Linked DNA regions of Homo sapiens: region 2 is linked to region 1. Evidence: chromatin loops called from intact Hi-C (ENCODE). Cell type or tissue: A673. All regions are shown on one strand. Links, peaks and the distances in the headings refer to the core of each region. The heading gives the core; the rest is flanking DNA.

Region 1 (11,607 bases), core at 1,508-9,507:
GTAGGATGTTTGGGCTTCCACACAGCATGGCTGCCACGGGGCAGTCTGACTGCTGACATGGTGACTGATGACTGCAACTTCAGGAGCAAGTATTCCAGGGACCAAAATGGAAGCTGTACCACCTTTAGCAATCTAGCCTCTGAAGTCACATAGTGTCTCTCCTGCCATATTCCATGGATCACAATATTCACAGAAGCCAACCCAATTTTGAGGGGAGGGGACATGGATTCCCCCATCCCTGGAAGGAATGTCAAGGTGACATTGTAAGAGGAGCGGTTGAGTTGGCAGATGTTGTTGTGGCCACTTTTGGAAAATAAAATCATCCACAGGAATCAAACCTAAAAAAAGACTGGAAGTCATTGCCCCTGGGGAGTGGAATCAGGGCTGAGGAGGGTTTGAGGGTAGGGAACTGTGAAGTTAGATCTTAGCCCACTGTACTGTTATTTTTTTGTCCACACACAGCTATTCTTTTGATTAAAAAATCAAATGGGCCAGGCACGTGGCTCACGCCTGTAATCCTAACACTTTGGGAGGCCGAGGCGGGCAGATCACGAGGTCAGGAGTTCGAGATCAGCCTGGCCAACATGGTGAAACCCCATCTCTACTAAAGATACAAAAAAATTGGCCAGGTGTGGTGGCAGGCACCTGTAATCCCAGCTACTCAGGAGGCTGAGGCAGGAGAATAGCTAGAACCCAGGAGGCGGAGGCTGCAGTGAGCTGAGATGGTGCCATTGCACTCTAGCCTGGGTGACAGGGTGAGGCTCTGTCTCAAAAAATAAAGATGAAATAAAGTAAAATAAAATAAAAACTAAAGTATCAAGATCACCTCTAAAAAAATAATTGCAGGATTTAAAAAATTGTAAGTATTATCTAAGCTATGTAAAATGTATGTCCAAAATAAAACTAAAAGAAGTATGGTAGAAATCTAGTACCATCTATCCAGATGTCAGAACTTTATATATACTGGCCTTGAGCCTATAATGTCCCTGCCCTCAAGAAACTTACAGTCCAGTTAAAAGGACAGTCAAGTGAATCAATGATTATAGTGCAACACTTTGAGATCAAGGACAGATGTGCAAAGCGCACCGCACAGCCATTGAAGAGGAACAGCTAAAGACTAGGGGAAAAAGTGGAGGGGGAGAGCCTCATTTGCCACCACTGGTGGTGAATATCACACAACTTCTTAGTCTGAAAGCTAGGAATTATGGGAGACATTGAACATTTGCTCTTCCTCTTTAAGAGGAATAGCAGTTGATACCTAGATGATGAGGGAAAGCTCTCTCTCTCTCTCTTTCTCTCCAGAAGAATGCCAGCTAATAAATGTGAAGGGAACAGCAGAATTTAAAATACCCTTTGCCAAGCCCGATGAAATGATTCAGGCAAAGATCATTGATGGATGTTAAAATTATTGAGTGAGATGATATTTACATGGCCTATGAGTGTATAATAAACCACTCAAAATCTTAACGGCTTAAAATGGCCATTTATTATTATTCACAAGTCTGCAATTCAGGCAGAACTCCATGGAGAGGGTTTGCCTCTGCTCCACATGGTGTTGGCTGGGGTGAGGAATCCAAGATGGCTCCATCACATGTCTGGTGTCTCAAGTTGGGCTGGCTGGACTGTTCTCTTTGATGTGATCTCTCATCATGCAGTAGTCCAGCCTGAGTTTCTTTCCATGGCAGCTTACTCCCAATCCCGGAAGCTTCAATGCCTCTTAAGGCCCAGACCAAGAAATAAACAAGTTAGAAGACCAGTCAAGATTTACGGCATGAAAAATAAATTCTACTTCTTCATGGGAGGACCAGCATATGCAGATAGGAAAGGGAGGAACTGTTGGTGATGACCCACCCACATTCAGAAGTGTCCTCTCAGATTACTTGCTCACCGCCAAGGAGAACACTGGCTTTACAATGGAGAGCTATGGCTGTCACCACCTTGCCAAGGAAATCAAATTGAGTATCACTAACAATGGCAACCAGACATCATGTGCCACCTGGTAGGATGCAACATGAAAACCACTTACAAAGTATTCTTATAAAAAAATGTGTAGTCTGAATCTAATTGAGCCATAGACCTAATGCCAGGTTACAGAAAATTCACTGGAGAGAGAAATAACACCACAAGAAATCAATCAGTCAGAAGAGAATGCAGGGTCTTCTACAAGACAACTGACCCAGTCTCTTCAAAAAAGTTAATGTCATTTTTCTAAAAAGGTTGGAAGATTCTTCTATTCTTCTAGATTAAAAAAAGTTGGAGATGTATAACTCAATGCAATATATGAACCTTGCTTGGATCCTAGTTTGGAAAAAAAAAAAAGCTATAAAAGACAATTTGGGCTGGACACAGTGGCTCACGCCCGCAATCCCAGCATTTTGAGTGGTCAGGGCAGGTGGATCACTTGAGGCTAGGAGTTCAAGACCAGCCTGCCCAACATGGTGAAATCCCATCTAGAAAAAAAAATGGGGGGCAATTGAAGAAATATGAATATGGGCTGGATTGTAGGTAATATTATGGAATTGTTATTGCCTTAGGTGCGATAATGGTATTGTAGGTAATGTTAGTGTGCATTGTACCCTTCACTTTAGAAGACATATGCTTAAGTGTGCTCATACAGGGATGCAGAGGAAGTGCCATGATGTCTATAAATTACTTTGAAATGGTTCGGGGAAAAAAAACCCACACATGCACTTAAACACTACATGAAGCAAACATGTCTAAATAAATAACACTGAAGGATAAAGAATCGTTTCTGCAGTTTAAAAAATATCTAGTGATAGAATCTATGACTAACTGCCGGGCGTGGTGGTTCAAGCCTGTAATCCCAGCACTTTGGGAGGCTGAGGCGGGCGGATCACTTGAGGTCAGGAGTTTGAGACCATCCCAGCCAACATGGTGAAATCCCGTCTCTACTAAAAGTATAAAAATTAGCCGAGTGAGGTGGTGGGAGCCTGTAATCCCAGCTACTCGGGAGGCTAAAGCATGAGAATCACTTGAACCCGGGAGGTGGAGGTTGCAGTGAGCGGAGATCGTGCTACTGCACTCCAGCCAGGGCGACACAGTGAGACTCCGTCTCAAAAAAAAAAAAAAGAAAAGAAAAAAAAAGAATCAATGACTAACTGATCTTCAGTGCTTCCCACACATCTTTCACGTTTTTCTCCTTCCTCTCCCAAAATTTGCCCTTTGTATTATTTTTGCATATAACATGTACATACATATTATTCTTTACCCTACATCTCACATTTGCTTTAGGCTTTGGTGTACTGTTAAATAGATTCAATTTTCAAAAGATTGCTCTTTTACTATGCTTTTCCCAGTCAGCTATTGGCTGGCTGAGTCATCCTGTAGTCTTAATAATTTCCTCAAGAACTGCTTATGGGAAAAAGATTTCCTTGGTTATTAGATGTTCAAAATTATTTGTCTGAAACTTTTATGGGTGAAATACAGATTCGCTGAACGTGAAACCTTGACACAACATTCCTTCCTTGAGGATCTGACAGATGTTGCATCGTTCTCTCATGTTGAATGTCACTCTGGAGAAACCTGAAACTAGCCTGATCTCTTTTTAAGACAACTGACCTGATGATTTTGTCTAACTGACCAAAGTCTTCACTCTTTTAAAATCCAATACTTACTAGAGAATGACTCAATGTTGATTATTTTCAGTCAGTTTTCCCTGGTGTAAAATATCATATCTATCTACCTATCTATCTATCTATTTATGTGTATGTGTGTACACACACATATAAATGTTCAAATGCTTTAGTATTTTAGGAAAGTGTATTTGAAATTTTTAAAAATATTTCTAATGTCTTGTTTTTTTTCTTCAGGTATTCCTATTCTACATATGTCGACTCACATCCTTTGTCTGTTTTCTTATCTTTTTTTCTGTCTTTTAAATTCTTTGTTTTCATTTCATTTTGTTTGCTTTACTCATTATTTCCTTTCTGTTCCTTACTGTGTTTTTCACTCTATTCTCCTCCTGCGTTCACTTTCATTTTCATATCTGTGATGATTTTTACTTTTACTTCTTTCCTGATTTCTGCCAGTGTAACTTTTATCTCCTCTTGTTGTTTCATCATTCTTCCCTGAGTCCTTGCATTTGTAGTCTTCCTTCATAAAATAACTGCTTCACCAAATGTTTTAAATCATGGTGAAATATTTAAGTATCCAAATAAAAGATTTTTTGTTTTGTTTTGTTTTTTCCCTGAGTGTAAATCTATTGAGGAGTCTTTCTGCTCTTCACCGCTCTTTCCCCTCTTTTTTTTTTTTTCTCTCATAATACCTCTGTATCAGGATTGTGCCAGTTCCTTTCAAAAGAAATTACTTACCTTTCAAGTCGAGCACGGTGGCTCACACCTGTAATCCCAGCACTTTAGAAGGCCAAGGCAGGCAGATCACCTGAGGTCAGGAGTTCGAGACCAGCCTGGCCAACATGGTGCAACCTCATCTCTACTAAAAACACAAAAATTACCCAGGCATGGTGGCAGGTGCCTGTAATCCCAGCTATTCAGGAGGCTGAGGCAGGAGAATCACTTGAACCCAGGAGGCAGAGGTTGCAGCGAGCCAAGATTGTGCCATTGCACTCCAGACTGGGTGACAAGAGCAAAACTCTGTCTCAAAAAAAAAGAAGAAGAAGAAAAAAAAGAAACTATGTATCTTTCAGGCCGGGCACAATGGCTCACGCCTGTAATCCTAGCACTTTGGGAAACTGAGGCAGGCAGATCCGCTGAGGTCAGGAGTTCAAGACCAGCCTGGCCAACATATGAAACCCATCTCTACTAAAAATACAAAAATTAGCCAGGCATGGGGGCACATGCTTGTAATCCCAGCTACTCGGGAGGCTGAGGCAGGAGAGTCGCTTGAACCCAGGAGGCGGAGGTTACAGTGAGCTGAGATCATGCCACACCCTAGCCTGGGTGACAGATAGAGACTCCATCTCAAAAAAAAGTGTTTTTAATTTAATTTTCTATATTTTGTTCATTTTTAAGAATGTAAGAAGAGTAAGAATGCCAATATTGCTATTCTAAGGTAATCCAAAATATCTTTTTAATGGTTTCAACAAGATACAAAAAATATTTAAAAAAAATTATCAGATAAGATTAGAAATTAGCTTAATGGTTCTTATTGTTTATTTCCTGCTTTCAACTTTTTCATGTCAACCAAAAGAGTCAAATTCTAAAACATTTGAAGAGATTTATACTGAGCCAAATATGAGTGAACAATGGCCCATGACACAGCCCCGGGAGATCCTGAGAACATATGCCCATGGTGGTTGGGCTGCAGCTTGGTTTATACATCTTAGGGAGACATGAGACATCAATCAATACGTGTAAGATGTACATTGGTTTGGTCCAGAAAGGTGGAACAACTGGAAACTGGGAGGTCATAGGCAGATTCCAAGATTTTCTGATAGGCAATTGGTTGAAAGAGTTATTATCTAAAGACCTGGAATGAACAGAAGGAAGGAAGGAAGGAAGGGGGGAAGGAGGAAGGAAGGAAGGAAGGAAGGAAGGAAGGAAGGAAGGAAGGAAGGAAGGAAGGAAGGAAGGAAGGGAGTTATTTAGATTTCTGCTTTGTCATAACCCATGCATTTATTTAACTCCAAGTTTCCTGAGGACCAAATCATCAGTCAATTTAACAATAAATTATTGGACACCTACTTAGGTGTCCAGAATTCAGCAAGGCACTGTGGAAGAATCTTCTGAGTCAAAGAGTTATAAGTCATGTGATTACTTTATAATACAATGTGATAAATGTTATAATTAAAATGTGGAAAATGTGGATTAGAGAAAAAATACTCTTCTTAGGTTGCTTGGGAAAACCTCACTGAGCCACTGACACATTTGAAATCAATCTTGATAAATAAACCAGCTCACAAGGCAGAAGGTAGAGTGAGGAACTTTTAGAAAAAAAGACATTGCTGATGAACTGCATCAGGTTGACCAATACAGGAAAATTTGGGTATAATGCCATAGAGACCAAAAAAATTCTTTCTGTAAGACACAGTATCACCAGGATGATAAAAATATCAAGAAGAACCTGCATTGTCAGCTGGGTTCTGAGGGGCTGAGAGCCAGTCACCCAATATAGTGCTTCTGAGTTTGTATTTTGCAGGGTTTTCATGGATGGCGAGTAGGTTGTGGCCAGAATTTAGGTTATATGCATTCTGTGTTTTTGGTATGTGTGAATCTGAATAGGCAAGAAGAACTTGTATTAGTTTCGTAATACTGTTGTAACAAATTACCACAAAGTTAGTGGCTTAAACCAATGCAGATGCATTATCTTACAGTTCTGTCAGTAAGAAGTCCAGTACAGGTCTCACTGGGCTAAAATCAGGACGTCAGCCAGAGATAGTGTTGCAAGCCTGTAGTCCCAGCTACTCAGGAAACTGAGGTGGGAGGATTGCTTGAGACCAGGAGTTTGAGGCTGCAGTGAGCTGTAATCACACCACTGCATTCCAGCCTGGGTTATGATTGCATCACTGTACTCCAGCCTAGGGAGAATTAGTTTCCTTGGTCATTCAGGTTGTGAGCAGAATTCAATTCCTTGTGGTTGTAGGACTGAGGTCCCATGTTCTTGCTGGCTGTCAGCTGAGAGGTGTTCCCACTTTCTCGAGGCCACCTACACTCCTTGGCTTGTGGCCCCCTCCTCCACTTTCAAAGCAGCAATGGTGGGTTGAGTCCTAGTTGTGCTTAAGATCTCTCCTGCCTCTTCTTGCATTGCTGCATCTCACCCACCCACTCTCCTGCTGTCCTCTTTCACTTTAATTTTCTCTGTTTTTATTAAACTTGTTACTTTAAGATAATTGTAGATGCACATGTAGTTGTAAGGAACAAAACAGAGATCCCCTGTACCCACTTTCCCCCAGTGGTAACATCCTGCAAAATTATACCACTATATCACAACCAGGATATTGACATAGATATAGTCAAGATACAGAACATTCTTATTATCACATGCTCCCATTTTTATAGCCACATCTACTTCCCTCCTGTTCCACTTCCTCCTTAACCCCTAGAAATGATGTTAGTTTTTGATTTTTTGTTTTGTTTTGTTTGAGATGGAGTTTCACTTTTGTTGCCCAGGCTGGAGTGCAATGGCACAATCTTGGCTCACTACAACCTCTGCCTCCTGGGTTCAAGCAAGTCTCCTGCCTCAGCCTCCCAAGTAGCTGGGATCACAGGCATGCACCACCACTCCCAGCTAATTTTGTATTTTTAGTAGAGACAGGGTTTCACCATGGTCAGGCTGGTCTCGAACTCCTGACCTCAGGTGATCCATCCACCTCGGCCTCCCAAAGTGCTGGAATTACAGGTGTGAGCCACCGTGCCCGGCCAATGATGTTAGTTTTTTAAAAAAAAAATTTAAATTTTTTGAGATAATCTTGCTCTGTCACCCAGGCTGGAGTGCAGTGGTGCAATCTCAGCTCACTGTAACTTCTACCTCCCATTCCCCTGCCCACCCCCAAGCAATTATCCCACCTCCAGCCTTCCAAGTAGCTAGGACTACAAATGCAGGACACCATGCCTGGCTAAGTTTTTGTACCTTTGGTAGAAGCAGGGTTTCACCACGTTGCCCAGGTTGGTCTTGAACTCCTGAGCTCAAGTGATCTGTTCGCCTCAGCCTCCCAAAGTGTTGGGATTACAGGTGTGAGCCACCACTCCAGCCTGTTATTTATTTATGATATTGCCATTTCAAGAATGTTAGATAAATGGAATCACATAGCATGTACTGTGGGATTGACTTTTTGTCAACTTTTTGGGATTGACTTTTTTCCCTTAGCATAATTCATCCTGGTTGCTGTGTGTATCAATAATCCTTTTTTTTTTTTTTTTTTTTTTTTGAGACAGGGTTTTGCTCTGTTGCCCAGGCTGGAGTGCGGTGGCACAATCTTGGCTCCCTGCAGCCTCCACCTCCTGGGTTCAAGCTATTCTCATGCCTCAGCCTCCTGAGTAGCTGGGACTACAGGCACATGCCACCACGTCCAGCTAATTTTTGTATTTTTGTAGAGACGGTGTTTTGCCATGTTGCCCAGGTTGGTCTCAAACTCCTGGACTCAAGTTATCTGCCTGACTTGGTCCCCCAAAGTGCTGGGATTACAGGCATGAGCCACTGTACTCTGCCATCCATTCTTTTTTATTGTCAAGTAGCATGGTACTGTTGAGTATTGTTGAGTTCCACGGTACATATGTACCACAGTTTGTTTAACCATTCACTTGTTGAAGGACATCTGAATTGCTTCCAGTTTTTTACTATTTTGGATGAAGTTGCTATAAACATTTATATACATGTTTTTGTGTGAACATAAGTCTTCATTTCTCTGGGATAAATGCCCAGGAATGTGATTGCTGGGTCACATAGTAGTTGCAGGCTCAGTTTTTGCTTTTCTTTTTTTCAACAAACTGCCAGACTGTTTTCCAGAAAGGCTGTGCCATTTTTTACATTCCCATCAGCAATGTATGAGTAATCTAGTTTCTCCACATCCTCACCAACATTTGGTGTTGTCACTATTTTTTGTTTTAGCCATTTTTATCAACATATACTGATATATCATTGTGGTTTTATTTTATATATATTTTTTGAGATAAGGTCTCACTCTGTCACCCAGGATGAAGTGCAGTGGCGTGATCTCAGCTCACTGCAACCTCTGCCTCCTGGGTTCAAGTGATTCTTCTGCCTCACCCTTCTGAGTTGCTGGGATTACAAGGGCATGCCACCATGCCCGGCTAATTTTTGTATTTTTAGTAGAGACGGGTTTTCACCATGTTGGCCAGGCTGGTCTCAAACTCTTGATTTCAGGTGATTCACGTGCCTTGGCCTCCAAAAGTGCTGGGATTACAAGCGTGAGGCACTGCACCCAGACCATTGTGGTTTTAATTTGTATTTCTCTAATGGCAGATGATGTTGGACATATTTCTTCATGTGTTTATTTCCTATCTGTGTGTCTTCCTCATGGAAATATCTCATGTAAATTTCCCATGTTATAATTGGTTTTATTATTATTATTATTGAGATGGAGTTTCACTCTTGTTGCCCAGGCTGGAGTGCAATGGTGTGATTCTCAGCTCACTGCAACCTCTACCTCCCAGATTCTCCTGCCTCAGCCTCCTGAGGAGCTGGCATTACAGGCACCCACCACCATGCCCGGCTAGTTTTTTGTGTATCTCTAGTAGAGATGGGGTTTCACCATGTTGGCCAGGCTGGTCTCGAACTCCTGACTTCATGTGGTCCACCGCCTCTGCCTCTCAAAGTGCTGGGATTACAGGCATGAGCCTTTGCACCTGAAGGTTTCAATTTTTTTATTGTTGAGTTTTGAGAATTATTTGCATATCCTGGATACTAGTCCTTTGTCAGATATGTGGTTTGCAAATATTTTCTCCCAATCTGCAGGTTACCTTTTTTTCCTTTTGTCAGGGTATTTTGCAGAGTCAAAATGTTAAATTTTGATGAAGCCCAATTTATCAATTTTTCTTTTAGGGACTGTGCTTTTGGTGCCAAATCTAGGAAGTCTTTATCTAATCCTAGCTCTCAAAGTGTGTTTTTCCTAACATTTTATAGTTTTAGATTTAAGTCCATGATCCTCTCTGTATTATTTAGGGTACTCCTGAGAAATAGAATGAATAGGATGTATACATAAGCAAAGAGATTTATTATAAGAAATTGGCTTATGCAATTATAGAGGCTGGAAAATCCCAAGATTTGCAGGGCGAGTTGGCAAGCTAGAGACCCAGGAGAGCTAATGTTTCAGTTCAAGCCAAAGGCAGAGGAAAAAGCCAATGTCCTAGTCTAAAGATCATCAGACAGGAAGAATTCTCTCTTATGAAAGGAAGGATCTTCCTTTTTGTTCTATTCAGGCCTTCAACTGACTGGATGAGGTCCACCCACAGTAGGAGGTACAATCTGCTTTACTCAGTCTTCTAGGTTAAATGATAAATCTCATCCAAAATACCCTCACAGAAACACCCAGAATAATGTTTGACTGAATATCAGGGCACCACATGGCTCAATGAAGTTGACACACAAAATTAGCCATCACCCTTTCTTAAGTTTTGCAGATGGTATAAACTTTTGGTTGAGGTATTTTTTTTCTATTTGTTTGTTTTTCTTTGTCTATGGACGTCCAGTTGTGGCAGTCCCATTTCTTTTTTTCTTTTCTTTTCTTTTTTTTTTTTTGAGACAGAGTTTCCCTCTTTTTGCCCAGGCTGGAGTGCGATGGTGTGATGTTGGCTCACTGAAACCTCCACCTCCTGGGATCAAGTGTTTCTCATGCCTTGGCTTCCCGAGTAGCTGGGATTACAGGCTCTCACAACCATGCCCAGCTAATTTTTTTATTTTTAGTAGATATGGGGTTTCACCATGTTGGCCAGGCTGGTCTCGAACTCCTGACCTCAGGTGATCTACCCACCTCGGCCTCCCAAAGAGCTGGGATTACAGGCATGAACCACCATGCCTAGCCTGGCAGTCCCATTTCTTGAAAAGGGTATCTTTCCTCCATTAAATTGCTTTTGCACTTTTGTCAAAAATCAGTTAGGTGTATTTTTGTGGGTTTATTTTTGGGGCCTGTTGATCTATGTGTCTGCCTTTCCGCCAGTACCACACAGTTTTCATTGCTGTAGCTATATAATCAGTCGTGAAAGCAGGTAGATTGATTACTTCCACTTTATTCTGCTTTTAAAAAATGTTTTCACTATTTTAATTTCTTTGCCTTTACATATAAATTTTATAGTAATCTTGTCTATGTTTACAAAAATATTGCTATAGTTTGAATAGGCAGTGCATTAAAATAATATATCAGTTTGGAAAAAAATTGACATCTTTATTATACAGAGTCTTCTAATTCATGAACATAGTATGTCAGTTTATTTAGATCTTTGATTTCTTTCATCAGCATTGCACAGTTTTCAACATGCAAGTCCTGTACATGTTTTGTTAGATTACACCTATTTCATTTCTTTCAGAAATTATAAATGAAATCATATTTTTAATTGTAGTGTCCACAAGTTCATGGCTAGTATATAAAAATGCATTTTATTTTTGTATATTCTTTTATTTTTGTATTATGCAAATTTTCTGGAGATGCTTAAATTCTACTAGGTGTTTTTCTTTTTTCAAGATTCTTAGGGATTTTCTGCATAATCAATCATGCCATCTGCAAGTAGGAGTCGTTTTACTTATTACTTTCTGATCTGTATGATGTTTACTTCCTTTTCTAGCCTTATTATTTCTTGCCTTATTGATCTAGAACTTCTAGGACTGTTGAATGAGAATGATGAGAGCAAGTTTCTTAGCTTTGTCCTTGATCTTATGGAGGAAGCATTCAGTATTTCACCATTAGCTGTAGGTTTTTCTACAGATGTTCTTCATAAAGTTGAGGAAGTTCCTCTATATTCTTATATTTCTGAGAATTTTAATTATGAATGGGTGTCAAATTTTGTCAAATGCCTTTTCTACATTGATTGATGTATGATCATGTGATTTTCCTTCTTTCACCTGTTAATATGATAGATTATACTGATTGAATTTGAAATATTGAAACAGTCTTGCATCCTTGAAATAAATCCCAGGTAGTCATAGGGTTTACTTATCTTACTTGAAGTAAATTTA
Region 2 (11,607 bases), core at 2,023-10,022, 250 kb after region 1:
ATATAGCAGGGACACTGACCAGTCAGATCCCTCTGTGTCCTTGGGAACCGGCTAACCATCAGTCCCTGGGAGGAGGACACTAGAGGCTGCTGCTGAAAGAAAAAAAAAGCACTGAATTTTATCTAAGCCAGTCCTTTATTTGGTCTCTGAATACTCCCCTTTTAAAAAAATATTATCTATTAGGATGTTTGAAAAATCTGCCATATAGTAAAACAAATCAGTTTGTTTCAGCTCCACAAACATTTGCTGAGTTCCTAACGTATGACAGACACATGCTCCAGGGATCCAAAGATAAATAAAACATGGTCCTGCACCTCCAGGTGCTAATAGTTGAATGGGGAAGGCAGACATGTAAACAGATGATCTTCGTATAATACTGTGAACAGGGAACAGCCGAGGATTATTTAGCTCAACCTAGGGATTTGGAGAAAGTTGCTTGCAGAAAATGATTGAGCTGAATCTCTGAATGAACCAAAGTTGACTTAAGAGTGACAAGCTGAGCAGGAGAACTAGGTTGGAGCCAGAGCATTGGGAACCTTAGACTTAAGCATGGAAGCAACAGATTTGATTCTGAATGGATCACTCTGGCTGCAGTACACAGAAGAGATTTACAGGCAAAGCACAAGACTCAGACAGAGGCAGAGAGATCAGACTGGAAATCACAGCAGTGATCCTGGGGAGAGAAGGTAAAGGGAGAGAGAAGTGTTCAGGTGGTAAAATTGGCAGTGCATCTACTGCCCTGTTCTGTCCTGTCCCCTGGCCTTTACCACTTCAGTGCTCACTAACTTCACCTCCAGCTATAAGAGATGTGGCATCTGTATCTATTTCCTTGATTGGTACTTCACCTGTGACATGGCCAGCTAGGAGTGCTGGGGTATTGACATTCCATAGGAGCAACCTTCAACCAATGAATAGCAGGAGTTGGTGTATAAATACCCCAGCTCCCTAGTCCCTCAGTGGGTTAACAAGAGATGCATGGTCTACACCGGCCCTCAGATTTCCCTGGCAGGAGTAAGCTCTGTTTGCCGGTAGCAATAACTTGCTTGATGAGGTAACTCATGCATGAGTCTTTTCCTTTTTTTCTCTCCCTTCCCTGCTCCCCTTAGAGTTCCTAGCATCATCTCCCAAATAAACCACTTGCACTCAAATCTTTGTCTTAGGGTCTGTTTCTAAGGGAGTCTAACCTATGGCCATGGGATTTACTGTTGAATGAATATGGGGCATGAGGAAGAGAAAAACATCTAGGAGACTCTGAGGCTGTAGGTTTACTTGATGCCATAGCCAGGTTGAAGACAGGAAGAGAGGGAGGCTTGATGGAGGGAGTGATGATAGCTTGAGTTTGGGGCAGGTTGATCGAACTCCCTAGGGGATGTCTTAGAAAGCAATTGGAATAAGTATTTGCCAGTTAGGGGAGAAAGTGAGACTGGATATAAAGATGTTAGGAACATTATCATAGGGGTGGTATATAAGACCAAGAGAGTGAAAGAGATTGGTCAAAGAGAGAAAAGAAAATGTCCAGACAGAAGCCTGATGGGCAGCATCGAGAACTTATCAGAATAGGCCAGGGAGGAGGTGCCCCTGAGGGAGACAGAGAGGAAATTCTTCAGGAGGAAGGAGGTAGCCCAAAGGGAGCAGAGTCACGGAAGACCCTCAGTGGTCTTGGTGTCCGGGGCATCAGAGCACCTACTAAGATACAACCTCACACCCAGTGAATTTAGCCACATGGAGGGTATTGGTGGTCTCTGTGGGGGTGGTTTCAGAGGCACAGTATAGGAAGAAGCCAGACTGAATGGGTTCAAATGTGGGTGGGAAGTGAGCCAATGAGTGTGGCTTGGCAGCTTTTCTAGGAGGGCAGAGACAGAGAAGATAATGGTTAGGGTGGAGCACGCATCAGCACAGACATTTTGAGGATACCTGAGGTCAGAAAGGAAGGATGCGATTGAAATTGTAATTGAGAGCAGGGACAATTGACGGAGGAAGGTTCCTGAAGCAATGGGAGATGGTGGAATCAGGGTGAAGTGTGGAGAGGAGCAGGGAAGGACAGGCAGAAATGGACATTTGTGCATGGGCCAGGGTGGAAAGCTGTGGTAATTCTTGCCCAATGATCCCAGTTTTCTCAGAGAAGTAAAAGGCAGTGTTCACTGCCAAAAGGTGAGGAAGATGTGTGAGACAAGTGGTGGCTGTTGGGAACAGTCATCAAAAGGAACAGAAAAGATCTGACAAAGAATAAAGAATTGCTAGGTGGTGTCAGAACTCACTGAGTTTAGAGACCATGAATTTCCAGCAGCACCTGCCTGCAAGGTTGGGTAACTTTCTTCAGCACCACTTGGAAGCCCAGATGAGACTTGTTTTGGGCTGGAGTCCAAGTTGGGGCAGAGAGGAAGGTCGGGATGGGAGGAAGCAAGTTGAGGGAGGCAGGGAGGAGGTTCCCTGGGTAGAGAGAAGAACCAGCTGCTTGCCAGCATTCTAACCAGTGACATGCAGGAGGCAGGTGAAACCCAGCCTTCACGCTCCTGTCCACCACGAATTTCCTTATGAATACACACTGTAAGGAATTTGCTTTACCTGTCAAAGTTTCACTCACCTCACCTATTTAAAAAAAGAGCTAATATCTTTATTAGACATTATTAAACCAATTCAGGGAATCTGAACATACTTTGAGGTTCCTTCCAGCCCAGAGTTTTCTGTTACAGTGATTCTCCCTTTCCTTTTTTCTTCCTAACCCTAAAGTTGTCATGAGAGAAGAGATCCCCAGAGGTCCCCATGGAGACAAAATTATAAACTCATGAAAAATAGAAAATATCAAAGTCATTCGATAGCTGTGTTTGATTTCCCATTGGCATGGTCTGATTTTCTTTTTACTTTCTTCTTACTGCCGATGAGACTCTGCAGTCTGCAGGAACAAAATGGCGGCACCCATTGATTTAGTTTAGTTCAAATGTGCACATAGAGGCATTACCTCTCTCTAGAGTGTAAGCTCTTTGGGGACAGGGTGGCTTTTCTCCCTTAGAATTCCCTTCGATTGTATAACGTCTGCATGCATAGTCAGCTCAAAGACTGTGGAATGTAGCTGAATTTCGAATTTGCTTATAGCCAGCCAAGCCATATTAAATTTCCCCAGTATATAGAGAGCTGAGAACACACACTGAGCTCGGGGCCTGAACCTCTTATTGCAGGCATTGGTCTGAGGGGCAGAGCTCATGAGAGTTCTTCTGGGCCAGGGTCTAAGGAGGCCCTCACTTAACCGGGGGCCTGTTGCATGGTTCTAGGTCATGGCTGCTGCCTGGGAGCCCATGTCTCCCCACTACTAGACATCATCTCCCAGCATTTTTGTCTGTCAAATTATGGAGTCTGGATTTTTTTCAGATTAAGTAAGCACTTAGAATGTAACATTATTCTATGTAGTATATATTGAAATATATTTCATAAATAGTAATATACATGTTTGTATTGAATTAGAAAAGACAGCTAAGGAAAAAAATCAGAATAGCCTCTTAAATGCCATGTCCTCATGCCTACTTCTGCCTTCAACGATAATCACTGTTAACATCTTTGCGTTTTCCTTTATATTATTTTTTTCTGTTTGTAAACGCGCACATGTATATGTTAGGTTTTTACAGAAGTGGAATCGTGTTTTGCTGACCGTTTTGTCCTGCTTTACTCAATATGACCTTAGGAACACAATTTCTTGCCAATAACTATAGGGTATGACTTTTAATGCTGAACAGCACTCCATCATGTGGACGCGCTGTCAGTCATCTATTTTCAGACATTTGTTTCCAGGTTTATGCTATTATACATAATCTGTGCACTTTATTATTTTTCCAAAATAAATAACTGGAAGTGAAATTACTAACAAAAGCTTTTTAAAAGCCTTTTGATATGCATTACCAAATTCAAAAGGTCTCCATGTTTACCTTTACCTGGGCATAAGGGTTATTTTGGGACCCCCGCCCATATCCCCAACCGCATGCCATTCTTTTCAGCACTTAGAATTAACCTTCTCTTCCATTCTTGACAATCTGACCTTTTTTAAAAAAAATTCTCATTTTAGGTTTACGTGAAATTTCTCGAAGTGGACCAGGGGTGGTGGCTCATGCCTGTAATCCCAGCACTTTGGGAGGCCAAGGTGGGAGGATCACTTGAGGCCAGGAGTTTGAATCCAGCCTGGCCAACATGAAACCCTTTCTCTACTAAAAATACAAAAATTAGCCGGGCGTAGTAGAGGGTACCTGTAGTCCCAGTTACACGGGAGGCTGAGGCAGAAGAATTGCTTGAACCTGGGAGCCACTGCACTCCAGCCTGAGTGACAGTGGCTCCATCTCAAAAAAAAAAAAAAAAAAAAATTCTTGAAGGTTCTGAACGGAAAAGGAAAATGTTGGAGGATGGCTGCCTCCCAGGTGGGAGTGCTCCATGGCCCGGAGGGGTGAGGACACCTTTGCTGAGTTTAGGAGTCTTGACCCTGGTCTGTTCCCGTCCACACCTACCTGGCCTGGTTCCAAACCTGCAGCAAGGCTGCGGCTGGGAGTTTAGCCATCCTGTCCCCTTGGGCCAGCCCTGGGTGGAACTCAGATCCTCTGTGGCCTCTGAATTGGAAATTTATGGGGAAGCCACTGTGGACAGAGCCACCAGAGCTGAGGCCCTGCCCATCTCCTCCTCATAGGAGGAGCCGGTGCCAGCCTTTCCGTGTGAACCTGTGATCCGTGAAGTCGGGTAAGCCCTTGCCAGTCCTGACATGAGCAAGGGACACAGAGCTTCCTAAATATATAGACTGGGATTTTGTCCGAATCACATGACGACCCAGGTTTTCTTTTTCCCTCTTTGTTGCTTTTAATACATAAAATGAGCATGTGTTTATTTAAAACAGCTTTCAAACTCAAACAAATAATGACAGACTGTTCAAACAGACTTCGGAAATCGCCCCAATCAGGATGTTTGAAAAATCAGGAAGACTTTCTACGAAAGAAGCTTTCAGGTCATTTTAGTCCCGAAGCCGCAGGGTCTCCTTTGCACTTTGGAATTGTAGAAGGGCAAAGTTTAGAGGCCAGCTCCAACCTCCAGGGGGTTAAATGACTTGCCCTCTAGCCCTACACTCTAATAATGTGTAAAGAAGGACAGATAGGTAGGCATTGTATTATCACTTCCCATCTTTGACCAGAACACGGGATGTATACATTTTAATTCATAATTCCTATAGAAATTACGGACTATCCTCAGATCAGAAAGCTAAGAGAGGAAATTGCTTCTGCAAAACGGCAGGCTCAGCAGAACTTCTTGGGGGAAGGGCAGGTTGAGTAGGTGCGGAGCAGGTCTGCAAGAGGACAGACAAGAGCAAGGTGTTTGTTCTGCCACGAGCTCACTTTCTGTATCCAATTTACAAATGGCTTTGAGTGACCTACGTTAATCTTCACAATAATGAATTTTATGGCTATGGATGAAGTAAATGAGGCTCGGGGCTGGGTTATCTGCTGAAGGTTATAAACTAATAAAATATCAAAGCCAGGGTTCACCCACACTCCTCCTCCAAGTCCCATGCCCTTCTCAGCCCCCTGGGATGGCAACAGCATCTCTATGCTGAGGCTTTGGGCCAAGAGCTGCTAGTTTAGCTCATCTCACTCTAGAAATGACATTGTTCTACGTAATGCATATCAGAAATGGCCTGTTAGGTTCATGAGAAGCACTGTTATTTGTGTGGGGGTGAGGGTGGTGAGAGGGAATTATTCCAGCTCTGAGGAGGTGGGGATATTTGGGACAGCATTTCTTCTGCTCTCCAGCACTGTGTGCCAGACCAACTGGGAGAAAATGCCAGCTGGAGTATGTCCCTGCATCCTCCGGTTTCCCAGGATGGCTTCAGGTCCAGACAGGACAAATGATCAGGGGCTTAGTCTGGTTCAGATTTTGCCACACAAAACTCTGTTGATTACTAAAGGGATTCAGAGCCCGGCCACTGACCTTCTCAATGTCAAGCCAAATTGCAGACAACCTATTGCCAGTGCCCTGACAAATTTGGGGTGTCTTTTGGCTGGGCTATTGGGGGTTTCAGCCTACCCATCCCTCAGAGAGAGAAGCATGGATGGGAGGACTAGTTGACATTTGCAGCCGTGTCTGTGATGTCTTGGGTTGCTCCCTGGAAGAGGCAGAGTTCTGGCTTGTGGAGAAGTCCTGACTCCTTCCTGCCCCACTGATCCCTGCTTATATGGAGAGGGGTGTGCATCTTGGCAGACAATCATGATTGTGCCTTAGCTCTGTGCTAAGAGCACTAAACACACATTTTATGTACGTCTATTGCCTCGCTTTTCTAACACTGAAATTTAGAAATGTTTAACAATAGATATTTAAAAAGAAGAAGAAAGCCCTTGCGCCCTCTCCTGGTAAAAGTTAACCAAGGACCTCCAAAGATGCAGAAGGCCCACTGGGTTAGCAGTCGCTGGTCTGGGCTAGCTGATTGTGCTGATTTGACCAATGCTGTTGACACACAGGATGGGTCATCTGTTCTTCTATGGTCTGTGATTACAGAGCATCTTATAAACCAGAGTTTCTCAGCCTCGGCCCTGTTAGCATTGGGGGGCTGCCCTGTGCATTGTGGGATGTTGAACAGCATCCGCGGCCTCTGCCCACTAGATACCAGTAGCACCCTCACCCCAAATCATGACCACTAAAAATGCTTCCAAACATTGCCAAATGTCCCCTGGGGGACAGGATCACTCTCAGTGTGACCCTCGCCCTAAATTCTTGCCTGCCTTTTGTAAAAGGTGGCATTGGTTGGAGGGCAATCCATGAGAATGTGAGGATGGCTCAAGGCAAGCCCTTCATGATGTCTGGAAGCAATATTGATGACTGGTTAACTGAGGTCACTTCTAGGAGTTTGTTTCAAAAAAGCAACTGAACAAATAGACAAGAATTTATATACAAAAATATATCATGATATTGTTTATAATAGCAAAAGTTTTAAACACTATAAACATGAATTTTTTAAAGTATGGCACATTTTATATATCATGAAAATAATTGTATAAATCTATATTTAATAATGTGGAAAGTTACCCTAACAATGCTTTAAATCCTCATCAAGACTACCTCAGGATTCTCAGAGGCTGTTACATATAGAAGGAGTAATTTCAAACAGATTCATAAGCATTTGGGTAAAGCATTAAGCCAAAGACCAATGATTGTATTCAGAAAGCTTAAGTGAACAAACATTTACTACGCACCTATAGTGCACCACAACCATGCCCAGCATGAGGGAGACAAAGAGAATCCCTGGTCCCACTGCTACAGCCCTTGCCCCAGAGAAAGGGAACCCCTCTGTGCACTGTTGGAGCCCCTCCCAACAGCGATGTCCAGGGTCATGGTATGTTACTGTTTCCTGTAATAAAACTGTGTGCTTTGAGTCAGGGTTGTTGGGAATAATGTGAAACTATTCTTGTTTTCTTCTTCATCCTGAATAAATCAGAAGTAAAAAGAATTCATTTACTGATTTATATATTCAAATATTCATTCAGAAAGTTGTCCAAATACTCATTGGACCCAAATGTGAAACATAATCTCCCCAAAATCTAGGAAATGAGCAATTGGTGATTTGCTCAATCCAAGCCCATCCAGAGGGTAGACTTTGCTACAACACACTACAGACCCGACTTGAGATGGAGAGATAGGAATGGAAGGGAGACACTTTTTGTCTCTCAGGGACCTGCACATCCAGTGACACACCCCTGATCTCCTGCCTTGTGAGATCCACAATTTGAGTAAATGCAGAGTTGTGGTCGTCCAGTCTAGCCACCCCCAAGAGAAACCCCCTGACAGCTCCCTTTCCCCAGGAGAACCTTGACCTTAGAGGTTGGCACTGCACCAGTCAAGGCCGCCCTTGGCCCCTCCACTGACTGAGCCCTTGACTGACCAAATGCTCTCATAGAGCTGCCGTTAGCCACGCCAGGGCATCAGCAGAGAGAAGGGTGCTGGTTTCTATCTGGGTTCAAAGCCTGGCTCTGCCACTTGTTAAAAAGTCTCTTATTCCCTGCGATTCTCAGCTTTTTCATCTTCAGAACAGAAACAAATAAAATAACTTCATAAGATTGGTACAAAGAATTAGCTGGATGAGAAAGCGCATGCCTTTAATCCCAGAACTTTGGGAGGCTGAGGCAGGAGACTCACTTGAGCCCAGGAGTTCAAGACCAGCCTGGAAAGTATAGTAAGACCCTATCTCTACAAAAAATTTAAAAATTAGCCAAGCATGGTAATCCTAGGTACTCAGGAGGCGGAGGCAGGAGGATCACTCTTGAGTCCAACAGTTCGAGGCTGCAGTGGGTCATGATTGCACCACTGCACTGCAGCCTGGGCAACAGAGCAAGACTCTTGTCTCTAAAAAAAAAAAAAGAAAGAAAAAGTTTGGTACAAAGACTAAAATAATGCATGTCAGACATTTGATAAGATGTCAACACTCAATCGAGGAGTGTGACGGTCATCATCATTGCTAGATTTTATTACTTTTATGGATGGGCATGCTAGCTAAAATTGCAAAACCTCTAATATTTTCTAACTGCCTCTGCTGTTTTTCTCCTCGGCCCTTAGCACTCTCTCCTACACCATGTGATAATTTATATTGATTGCTGTCTATACTGTTCCACTCAATGGAAGCTTCGTGAAGTAGGAACTTTTAGTCTATTTTATGCACTGCTGTATCTCTAAGATGGCTGGCACGTAAAGAGGGTCTCAATAAATATGCCTTGAATTAATGAAAACAGTGGTTTCTGAATCATGGCCTCCAAAGAGCATTTGCCTTTTCCCCTCTCACCCTTCTGAAGGTGCCCAGGCTGCCCTGGCAGGATGCCTCTTTCTCTGTGGGGTGGCATTCTCTGCTCTCTCTCTAATACTCTTTCTTTTTCTTCCCTCCTCTCCCCCAACTGCAGGATGCCTTTGTGGAACTGTACGGCCCCAGCATGCGGCCTCTGTTTGATTTCTCCTGGCTGTCTCTGAAGACTCTGCTCAGTTTGGCCCTGGTGGGAGCTTGCATCACCCTGGGTGCCTATCTGGGCCACAAGTGAAGTCAACATGCCTGCCCCAAACAAATATGCAAAAGGTTCACTAAAGCAGTAGAAATAATATGCATTGTCAGTGATGTACCATGAAACAAAGCTGCAGGCTGTTTAAGAAAAAATAACACACATATAAACATCACACACACAGACAGACACACACACACACAACAATTAACAGTCTTCAGGCAAAACGTCGAATCAGCTATTTACTGCCAAAGGGAAATATCATTTATTTTTTACATTATTAAGAAAAAAAGATTTATTTATTTAAGACAGTCCCATCAAAACTCCTGTCTTTGGAAATCCGACCACTAATTGCCAAGCACCGCTTCGTGTGGCTCCACCTGGATGTTCTGTGCCTGTAAACATAGATTCGCTTTCCATGTTGTTGGCCGGATCACCATCTGAAGAGCAGACGGATGGAAAAAGGACCTGATCATTGGGGAAGCTGGCTTTCTGGCTGCTGGAGGCTGGGGAGAAGGTGTTCATTCACTTGCATTTCTTTGCCCTGGGGGCTGTGATATTAACAGAGGGAGGGTTCCTGTGGGGGGAAGTCCATGCCTCCCTGGCCTGAAGAAGAGACTCTTTGCATATGACTCACATGATGCATACCTGGTGGGAGGAAAAGAGTTGGGAACTTCAGATGGACCTAGTACCCACTGAGATTTCCACGCCGAAGGACAGCGATGGGAAAAATGCCCTTAAATCATAGGAAAGTATTTTTTTAAGCTACCAATTGTGCCGAGAAAAGCATTTTAGCAATTTATACAATATCATCCAGTACCTTAAGCCCTGATTGTGTATATTCATATATTTTGGATACGCACCCCCCAACTCCCAATACTGGCTCTGTCTGAGTAAGAAACAGAATCCTCTGGAACTTGAGGAAGTGAACATTTCGGTGACTTCCGCATCAGGAAGGCTAGAGTTACCCAGAGCATCAGGCCGCCACAAGTGCCTGCTTTTAGGAGACCGAAGTCCGCAGAACCTGCCTGTGTCCCAGCTTGGAGGCCTGGTCCTGGAACTGAGCCGGGGCCCTCACTGGCCTCCTCCAGGGATGATCAACAGGGCAGTGTGGTCTCCGAATGTCTGGAAGCTGATGGAGCTCAGAATTCCACTGTCAAGAAAGAGCAGTAGAGGGGTGTGGCTGGGCCTGTCACCCTGGGGCCCTCCAGGTAGGCCCGTTTTCACGTGGAGCATGGGAGCCACGACCCTTCTTAAGACATGTATCACTGTAGAGGGAAGGAACAGAGGCCCTGGGCCCTTCCTATCAGAAGGACATGGTGAAGGCTGGGAACGTGAGGAGAGGCAATGGCCACGGCCCATTTTGGCTGTAGCACATGGCACGTTGGCTGTGTGGCCTTGGCCCACCTGTGAGTTTAAAGCAAGGCTTTAAATGACTTTGGAGAGGGTCACAAATCCTAAAAGAAGCATTGAAGTGAGGTGTCATGGATTAATTGACCCCTGTCTATGGAATTACATGTAAAACATTATCTTGTCACTGTAGTTTGGTTTTATTTGAAAACCTGACAAAAAAAAAGTTCCAGGTGTGGAATATGGGGGTTATCTGTACATCCTGGGGCATTAAAAAAAAAATCAATGGTGGGGAACTATAAAGAAGTAACAAAAGAAGTGACATCTTCAGCAAATAAACTAGGAAATTTTTTTTTCTTCCAGTTTAGAATCAGCCTTGAAACATTGATGGAATAACTCTGTGGCATTATTGCATTATATACCATTTATCTGTATTAACTTTGGAATGTACTCTGTTCAATGTTTAATGCTGTGGTTGATATTTCGAAAGCTGCTTTAAAAAAATACATGCATCTCAGCGTTTTTTTGTTTTTAATTGTATTTAGTTATGGCCTATACACTATTTGTGAGCAAAGGTGATCGTTTTCTGTTTGAGATTTTTATCTCTTGATTCTTCAAAAGCATTCTGAGAAGGTGAGATAAGCCCTGAGTCTCAGCTACCTAAGAAAAACCTGGATGTCACTGGCCACTGAGGAGCTTTGTTTCAACCAAGTCATGTGCATTTCCACGTCAACAGAATTGTTTATTGTGACAGTTATATCTGTTGTCCCTTTGACCTTGTTTCTTGAAGGTTTCCTCGTCCCTGGGCAATTCCGCATTTAATTCATGGTATTCAGGATTACATGCATGTTTGGTTAAACCCATGAGATTCATTCAGTTAAAAATCCAGATGGCAAATGACCAGCAGATTCAAATCTATGGTGGTTTGACCTTTAGAGAGTTGCTTTACGTGGCCTGTTTCAACACAGACCCACCCAGAGCCCTCCTGCCCTCCTTCCGCGGGGGCTTTCTCATGGCTGTCCTTCAGGGTCTTCCTGAAATGCAGTGGTGCTTACGCTCCACCAAGAAAGCAGGAAACCTGTGGTATGAAGCCAGACCTCCCCGGCGGGCCTCAGGGAACAGAATGATCAGACCTTTGAATGATTCTAATTTTTAAGCAAAATATTATTTTATGAAAGGTTTACATTGTCAAAGTGATGAATATGGAATATCCAATCCTGTGCTGCTATCCTGCCAAAATCATTTTAATGGAGTCAGT

The links. A loop is a pair of places that touch in the nucleus more often than their neighbours do. Peaks named below come from ENCODE experiments on the same cell type or tissue, not always from the same donor. Only the 100,000 strongest peaks of a DNase experiment are listed, where the experiment ranks them.
Region 2: it touches region 1 in a loop (14-fold over the local background); 2 of 110 quality-filtered maps call a loop at or near these places.

What each region holds. Positions count from the first base shown.
Region 1 is chr18:63,371,486-63,383,092 of GRCh38, reverse strand. It overlaps KDSR-DT (KDSR divergent transcript), which reads right to left. Exons shown (of 2, transcript NR_186602.1): 2 at 1,464-1,716. Among named protein-coding and RNA genes, the nearest start is that of KDSR-DT, 10 kb to the right of the region's middle. In A673, for the core only: no CTCF peak of the experiment used is centred there; DNase peaks (open chromatin) are centred at 3,506, 5,342, 5,662 and 6,342; H3K27ac peaks cover 7,625 bases.
Region 2 is chr18:63,126,059-63,137,665 of GRCh38, reverse strand. BCL2 (BCL2 apoptosis regulator) reads left to right here. Exons shown (of 3, transcript NM_000633.3): 3 at 8,907-11,607. The coding sequence ends at 9,041. Among named protein-coding and RNA genes, the nearest start is that of BCL2, 190 kb to the left of the region's middle. In A673, for the core only: a CTCF peak has its summit at 6,391 (motif pointing left); DNase peaks (open chromatin) are centred at 6,355, 7,305 and 8,895; H3K27ac peaks cover 1,913 bases.